Regions from separate parts of the Mus musculus genome. Here region 1 is linked to region 2. The links are chromatin contacts, found by Hi-C or POLR2A ChIA-PET in ENCODE. All regions are on one chromosome and are shown on one strand. The core of a region is the stretch at or near the end of the contact, and the rest is flanking DNA. Distances in the headings are between cores, read along the strand shown.

Evidence for each region. A loop is a pair of places that touch in the nucleus more often than their neighbours do. ChIA-PET counts read pairs that join two places held with the same protein, here RNA polymerase II (POLR2A).
Region 1: a map of v-Abl transformed pro-B cells shows a loop between it and region 2 (1.9-fold over the local background). The contact joins the promoter of Dalir here to the promoter of Pantr2 in region 2. A Hi-C loop is called at or near these places in 1 of 37 maps with a recorded cell type or tissue (v-Abl transformed pro-B cells). POLR2A ChIA-PET finds 5 or more read pairs at or near these places in 1 of 5 experiments (Patski).

What each region holds. Positions count from the first base shown.
Region 1 is chr1:42,748,818-42,753,084 of GRCm38, reverse strand. Dalir (DNMT1 associated long intergenic non-coding RNA) reads right to left here and starts at 2,373. Exons shown (of 1, transcript NR_130904.1): 1 at 199-2,373.
Region 2 is chr1:42,711,222-42,715,212 of GRCm38, reverse strand. Pantr2 (POU domain, class 3, transcription factor 3 adjacent noncoding transcript 2) reads left to right here and starts at 1,759. Exons shown (of 4, transcript NR_110495.1): 1 at 1,759-1,858; 2 at 2,908-3,010. All of the region lies in intron 1 of Gm46091 (predicted gene, 46091), which reads right to left.

The DNA of each region.
Region 1 (4,267 bases), core at 1,124-3,623, 37 kb before region 2:
CAGTGCAATACTTGGTTAGACCTTTTAAAATTCCTTATGTAATGTCCAATAGAGTCAAATCTAATTTTTATAGAATAAATTGGACCCAAGTTCTATAAAAATAGATTTTCAGAGAAAATGGGAAATTGACAATTTCCCTAAGAAGTTCCTATGAAGAAGTAGTCTCTTCCATTTGAATAATGACAACGAAATCAGGCATTCCTGTATTCTTTCCTTTCCCCTTTATTAATGAATTAGAATACACAATTGATTTAAAATTAAATAAAAACCTCATAAGCATCATTCACATCTTCATTACCAGTCACTTGAGCTTTGTAAAACTGGATTTCCATTTAAATGGCTTCATGTCAAAATGGAGTTCACTGCGGCTGGTGGGAAGCATCTGAGAAGTAGCCTGACCCTGTTCAACCTGCAGCCAGGGCAGTGAGTGCAGACCACAGGAGTGGGCTCAGCTGGTAGAGACAGCAGTTCAGCAGCAAGAAGGAACACCTGGGGCCATAACGAGTTGGACCAAGGAGGGCAGGAAACAGTCAGCTAACTGCAGGATCGGAGGCTCCTGAAGGTTTCCTTCAGGATGCTGCCTCTTGTGTGGATACACACCCTTGTATGAAGAGCCTTCTTTGTTTCCCAGGTTGTCATAAGTAAGACTCTAGCAAACCTACTTCTGCCTAGATTTCCAAAGGGACTTTGGAACAGGTGGGACCATGGACATAGCTTTTCCTTCACTAGGCAATTTGGAGATTCTCAGGCAGGAGGATGGGCTCAGACTAAGACTCTGGGGCTCCAGTTTTGAGGAAATTTTTGCTTCATGATTCACCAGCCACATTGGAAATGTGAGAACACAACGATACACTGTTAATTCTTTTCTAATTCTGACTCTGCTTTCAAGAAGTGACAGCTTTCAGAATAACTAAATAATTTCTAGCGTCAGGTTTTTTTTCCCCCAATATTAGTGTTACATGTGAAACCTGGCTTTTCATCACCCATCTGGCTCTCTAGGAATCTTTAAAAAGTAGAACTTTAAAAAAAAATTTAAAAAAATTAAAGGAATGTCTTAGAGTATAGACTGATGATATCCACTTAGTCTACTTTATAGAATTACTCACAGGCCATAACTACCTAAGCATCATTTTTTTAAATCAATATACAAAATGTATTATAATCAGTCCTGAAGAAGAATGTGTGCCCAGGCCTATAATCCTGGTACACAGAGACAGAGGCAGGTAGATTGTCACAAGTTCCAAGTTATATCTAGGTATTATTATTTAGGCTTAATTATTTATGGAATGAAATTAAATATTTTAGCATAATTGGTGTCTGTGTGCAGTGTTCAGGCTAGGGATGGACTCTTGCATTCTCTACTGTAGACCACTAGGAAGGCTTTGCTGAAGCCACACTGAAGCAAACCTGTCTGGAAGCACAGCTAGAGAGTGGGGGACCCATCTTATTCTTGATGAGTGTTGATCCCAAGATCAACTTTCCTTACTTGCTTATGTCTCATCAGTAGCTCATATAGAATCCCACAGTCACAGGGAACTCCACCATTCCCGGCTACAGGCAGGCCAGTGGAAGAGTTCTAGGCAGCTCATTTGTCCTTGGAACAGGTGGTCACAAGCTTTGAACCTCAAGCCAGATCTGATGGCTCAGACCTATAATCTATGCTAGGGAGCAAGGGAGAAAATTCACTGTCTTTGTGGTCAAGGGGCATTTTAAGAAACTAACCATCAATCATTTATTGATATGCCTAAATGTCAAAATATGTGCTTCAAAGATAATTGTCTTAAGTAGGGGTTCCATTGCTATGATAAAAGATCATGACCAAGGGCAGTTTAGGAGGCGAGGGTTTACTTCATCTACACTCCCAAGAACACTCTATCACTGAGGGAAAGTCAAGGCAGGAACTCAACCAGGGCAGGAACCTGGAAGCAGGAGCTGATGCAGAGGCCATGAAGGAGTGCTGCTTACTGGCTTGCTCATAGATCAATATGGTGGAGGATTTTTCTCAACTGAGGTTCCCTCTTCCAAAATGACTCTGGGTAGTGTCAAGTTGCCATAAAACTAATATAAATAGCTAAAGCTATAAAGCTAATCATACCAAATTCCAACTTTTAAAAAATACTTATTTTTATTTTATGTATTTTGAGTGTCTGGGGGACGGTGTTTGCCTGCACAATATTTATGTGCATCATGTGCATGCCTGGTTTATGTAGAGGTCAGAAGAGAGTATTGGATTTCCTGAAACTCAAGTTATAGATGATTGTGAGCCACCATGTGGGTACTAGGAACTGAATCCAAGCCTCCTTGGAGAGTTGCAAATGCTCTTAACTCCTGAGTCACCTCCCCAAAATCTATAATCTTGATTTAAAAAACAAACAAACAAAAAAACAAAAAACTATAGCTGGGCAGGGTGGAGGTGGAGCAGAAGAGGTAGGCAGATCTCTGAGTTTGAGGCTAGCCAGGTCTACAGAGAGAGTTCCAAAACAACCAGGGCTGCCTAGATCTAGAGCTTTACTTCCTCAACATGGGAAAACTAACTCTCTCTCTCTCTCTCTCTCTCTCTCTCTCTCTCTCTCCCTCTCTCTCTTTTTCTCTCTCTCTCCCTCTCTCTCTCCCCGTCTCTCTCTCTCTCTCCCTCTCTCTCTCACACACACACCAGTGTATGCCAACTCTCACACTTACTGAAGTATCCATATCTTATATCATGCTTTTCAGTAAGACCTTAATGAAGAGTATTACTAAAATAAATAAGTCAAAGCTTCCTCTTATCTATACTGATACTACTCAATCTTGCTTCGGAACTACTAATTAAGAAGAATTCATATAACAAATTGAGAAGACTCTGAAAGATGCTCTGTTATGATATCACAGGCTGTAAGAAAGCTACCTCTGGCAGATATGTGGACAAGGGACATTGAGAAGTGGGTAGACACCAGTCTGTAGCCCAAAGTAAAGGAGGTGGCCTAGGGTGACTTAAGGGAAATAGGCATATGTTCTCTCTGCATTTAGATGCAGGAAGAACCAGCAGTTCTTGCTAACAGATCGGTGTGAGAGATGAGTAGGAGGAAGAAGGAGGCTGTAACTCAAAAGATTCCATTCACAATTGAAAAACAAACAAAAACACAAAATGTCTAAGGAAAAATCACTCAGGAAATATCCAAAACCTAGGTGACATAAAACTCCAAATATTTTCTCAGGAGTTTAAAGAAAAAAGTAAGAAGGGAAGAAAACTAAAAAGGTGTATGTGGTAGAGTAGGCTTCGTACTTACAGATGAATACGGATGGTTTAAGGAAATCCAACAGTGTGGTTTAATTACAACAGAACTTAAAAATGACAAAAATGCTGCCAAGGTTCATCTCTTCGGGGTGAAGTTAGGTTAACTCTGGCTAAAGTAAAAGGAACAACAGCAGAAAATAGTCTCCACCAGCTACTAAAATGCAAAATGAAATCACAGTAAAGAAAGGTGTAGAAATTCACCACTTAGGAACAAATAAGTGGATTCCATAGATCAAGCAGCCCGTCTGGGATAGACCCAAGTGCAGATCCAAAGCAGGTAACTTGTGTTACTATATATATGTGTGAGACGTAGCTGGTTCTTTGACATATAACCAGTTGGAGAAATGGCTCAGCAGTTGAGGGTTTTGCTGCTCTTCCAGAGAAGCTGAATTCAGTTCCCAGCACTGTCAGGGTACTCAACCTCCTGGAGGCCAGGGGAGCTGGTGCCCTTTTATGGCCTCTGCAAGCATCTGCACTGCACACAGCTCTCTCTCTCTCTCTCTCTCTCTCTCTCTCTCTCTCTCTCACACACAAATAAAATGAGCCTTTACAATAATAATAATGAAACACATAACACAGCTTCACTGTTTTAACTTAGAGTGAATTCAAATGTATCAAAGACAAAAGTAAATGAATACCTTTATAATCTTAGAGTAAGGACACACTTTTTATGCATAATACAAAAATTTAAAGCCATGTGAGAAGCTCACATGCAAACTCAAACTATGTAAATATAGAAACCTGTGTGTATGCCAAGAACCAAGCAAGCAAACAAAAACCTCAAAGTTAAGATTTAACTGAATTCATCAAATTCTGGGGTTTTAAATCCCATCTATTTGTTCAAAGTTTCCCAAGGATAACTGCAGCCAAATATCTGAGGGGTTGGATCGTGTCCCTTCAGAAGCCTTGTTTATATCCTACCCCCAGCCCCTGCAAATGTGACCATATATGGAAGAGGGTCTTCGAAGATGTAATCAAATTGAGATTTGATCA
Region 2 (3,991 bases), core at 510-3,009:
TAGACCCACTGCTAGGCTAAATCTCTAGATTGCACACTTTGAAGTGGTTGCTATTACCTTTATTCTTCTGCTTCCTTCTGTCTGCAAAAGCTTAGGCTCACGGGTTTTCATTTCAGAAAACCAGCGCACCTCATGCGAATTCATGAGACTTCCCATCTCAGGCCCAAAAGAAAACCATAAAGACTTTGAATGATACCAGAACCCTATTCAGGCAGGTGTGACACCAGGGAACCTGGCAAGCAGTCCTACCAGGAGTGGAAGAGAAGGTCCAAGAAGCAGCCTACAACTGCCCCAGGGCTCTGGAAAGGTGAGCCTGCGAGAGTGGTCAAGTCTGGAGTTCTAGGGGACGAGAGTTGTGAGAGTAAGAGAAGGGAAGTCAAGGCTTGAGAGTGTGGATAGAGTTGGGGAAAGGACTCTCCGGAGCCCAGCCTGGGCACCTCACAGGTCCTAACCTCCACCCACTTTCAACTTTTTGCTGTTCCCGTTAGATGGCGCTCAAGACTTTCTAACCATTTGTGAAAGTGCTCCTGGTCCGGAACAAAAAGAGCCTTATCGAGAGAGAGAGTGTGGAGTGGGCGTGAGCGGGGGGGGGGGGGGGGGGGCTGGGGGGGGGGATGTGGGGGTGAAAGCACACCAGGGCGCGGGCGTCGCCTGGCACCAGGAGGAGCGGTCACGGGTCAGCTGGCCCCGGGCGGGGGTGCATCCCAGGCAGGGCCTCCTCCGCAGCGGGCCCAGAACTTTCTCTGCTTCCTCTTCCTTTCCCATTCCGCTTTTCTCCTGGTCCCTGCTGAGCAGTTGGCAGATGGGTTTCGGCCTCCGGAAGGCCGAGGACTGCACATCTATGCAGGCCCTCCGTGCTCTGGAAGAAAGAGGCCTGGAATTGAGCAGTGGCGCTGGGGTTCAGACCAATTCTCCCCACGAGTACCCCCACAAGGGTTCTGAGTTCTCAAGCTCCAGCTCTGCACATCAGCCATGGGACAGGTGCAGGTTTTGTTTTAGGCTCTCAAAGTGATGTTTCTAAGTTCCCCGAGTGCATGTTTCAAGCAATACAGAGCAAACTTTCTGGTCCCCGGGCGGATGACGCCTGAATGAAGTCAAACCACCGTCCTTTTAAAACTATAAAATGAAAGAAACTAATGAAAGGCCCTGGAAACCCTGAAGCATTAGATGTGACCACTTATTTTTAAATAATTATGCGACGAGTGATCGGGGCTTCCAAAGCTTTCCAAATATCTCTTCTTTCGCAGTCTCTAGGAAGTGTCTTGACTGTAGGCGAGCGGGTACTCTGATCTTTCCCTTCCCTTCCCTTCCCTGTTCGCCCAAGTGTTCAGGAGCTGTGTGCCCGGTTACCCCTAGGACCGGAGGGAGCAGACACCTTCCTTTGTGAGTCCCCCTGGCTGGGAACTTTCCCGCGCGGCGGGTTCCCCTTTAAGAAAGTAGCGATTGCTATGAATATTTAATGCGGAGCTGGAGCCCGTCGGGCCGAGGGGAGACCCGGCCCGCGCTCTGCGGCCGGGGCGTAGCTCTAGCTCATCCCCCACCAGTTCAGCCACGGTAGGATGAGGAGGATGAGGGTTTGCGGGAGGAAAAGCTTTGGAGAGATGGGGTGCGGGACTATGGAACCCGCTTGAGTCCAGTAGGCCAGCGCGGGTCATTTCCATAAGAAAGCCGCAACCCAGCTGGAGGCTGCGGTTCTTCATGGCCTCCCTGCCCCCACCATCATTGGCAGCGTGTCGCGGGCTTCTCTGCAGCCTAGATCTAGGCGACTGGTGTGGATTGGTGTTGATGAGATGTGGCTTCCAGCGTTGCCCGACTCAGACCTGTTTCCAGTCTGGATGGAGCGGACCGACTGTGTGGGGTGAGTCCAGGGTGCGGCGGAGCCAGTAAGAGTTGAGGAGAGCGCGGGGAAGCTAGTCCGTAGTGGGCACCTCGGATTAGGAAGTCCTGAGAAGTACTCTGAAGCGGGGTGTGAAGAGAGAGTACTGGGAGAAGGCCTAGGAAGCTAAGCCGTCCTTGCTGCCCCTCTCAAATCCCCGGAGCTTTCGCTTTCAGTGGGTGACCCTCTTCCAGCGAAGGGATGGAAAGTGAACTTGGTCGGGCATTTGATCTAGCTAGCAAAGCGGTTCTTTTCTGTGTACATTGAGTACATTGAGTTTCTTCTCTGCTTTCAAGAGCCCACGCACGATGGCCACGCATCTTCAGGTCTATCAAACACACACACACACACACACACACACACACACACACACACACACACACATACACACACACATCTAGAGAAATTAAAACCTAGATCTATAGTGTTCAAAAAAAAAAAAAAAGCAAAGCAGAGGAGATAATGTGTGAGACAGCCGTCTTCACTTTGCCTTCTATTGGGAAAAGTTGCCTGAGAAGGAATAACTTCCCTTTTATGGATTCTGAACCACCTGTACTTTGCTACAAAGCTTAGTTGGGTCACAAATAAAACACCAGTTACATCGAGCAATGAAACCAATTACAACTATTAACAACTTTATTACTTATGATTAGACTTGAGAACTTTAAACTCAGACAATATGATCGAGTTATTTTTCAAACCAGCTAAGATTTTTACACCATCCCTCCCCACTCCACTTCCTACCCCTGTCCCCAAGAAGTAAGAAGAGTAGAAATGATATTTCAGGGAGTTTGTATGTATCCGTGGTCAATATTATATTTGTTTCTTTTAGTAAAGTTTGTTGCTTCTTGTACCTAATGGTACCTTGATTCCTGATTCTGTCGAGTTATGGAGAGCATAATTGAAGATGGCTGGTTACAACCGACTTGGTTTGGATGTGGAATTGGGGCAAGCACTCTCTCCCAGTACTCTAGTAATGCTGAAAACCCAAATCTATTTAAAAGGACAAGTTGTTTTAACTTCTACCACAGATGGGGTGAGAGGAACAAGTGAAACTCAACAGCTAAGGAGAAAATGAAGAACTAGTGCTACGTTTTCCACGTTCTTTTTGCTCCGGGGTTGACATGGCATTTGGTGAGTCTTTCCTGAGACTGTGGCTGTCTGGAGAGGGGAAAGTATCAGAGAAGTTTTACCAGTCTTAAGGCTACCTCCAGGAGGCTGTCCACCACTTCCCTCTGTCTCCATGCCAGCCTCTTGTTATCCCCAAGTGGAAATCCCTGCTCAGTTGTGTGTGCAAGGCTTGGGGCAAAGGAGGAAATTAAATTGCTGTCCACAGTAAGAAAAACGGAGCAACTTACAAAGAAAGGCTCTTCCGCCTCTAGGAAAGAGGCAAGGTGAGCAGTGGTGCAGTTGGAAGGGGCCAGTTATTTCTTATGTCACCTCTGCTCACAGTCCTGGCTTTCTAGAGAATCTGGGTGTCCAGGGCAAGGAGAATGAAGTCTGTCTTGCTCAAGACACCTACCCAGATCCTCAGCTCCTGGGTGGAAGCCCACAGTCCCAACATGCATCTACTTCTGAGATACCTGCCAGGCTGCTGTGGGCATAGATGGCTAGGCTGTGTGGCCCACACTTGAGCTGCTTGGGATTAGCAGCCCCTCTGCTCAGCAGCGTTAAAGCTTTTGATTATTTCTGAGCACTGGGTGGCCTCTTCCCTTATGAGAAGTCCGTGGGCCTCCTCCCCACTCCTATTATGTCAGAGTTAATTGCTCTACAGTGGGGTGTCTCTCATGGTGGGTTGGCCAAGAAGTGCAACAGGGAAGGACAGTGTCCTCCACAGGTAAGAGTTGACGTGGAATTCTCTCTGTCTTTGATATCCAAAGGGCACTGAAATTGAAACTTCCTTTGAATGGGATGGTGCCCCGGCAATTTTTCTTTAGTGATTCCCTAGGGACAACTTTTTTTTTTTTTTTTTTTTTTTTTTTTTTTTTTTTTTTTGCCTGGCCTAGGCTGTTGGCACCCTGTGTGAGGTCCTGAAAGTAAAACTAATGTTGCTTTCAGTGGATAGCTCACCCCAGTGGCACATCTTAATAGGAGAGCTTCCAGGTCAGCAGCAAA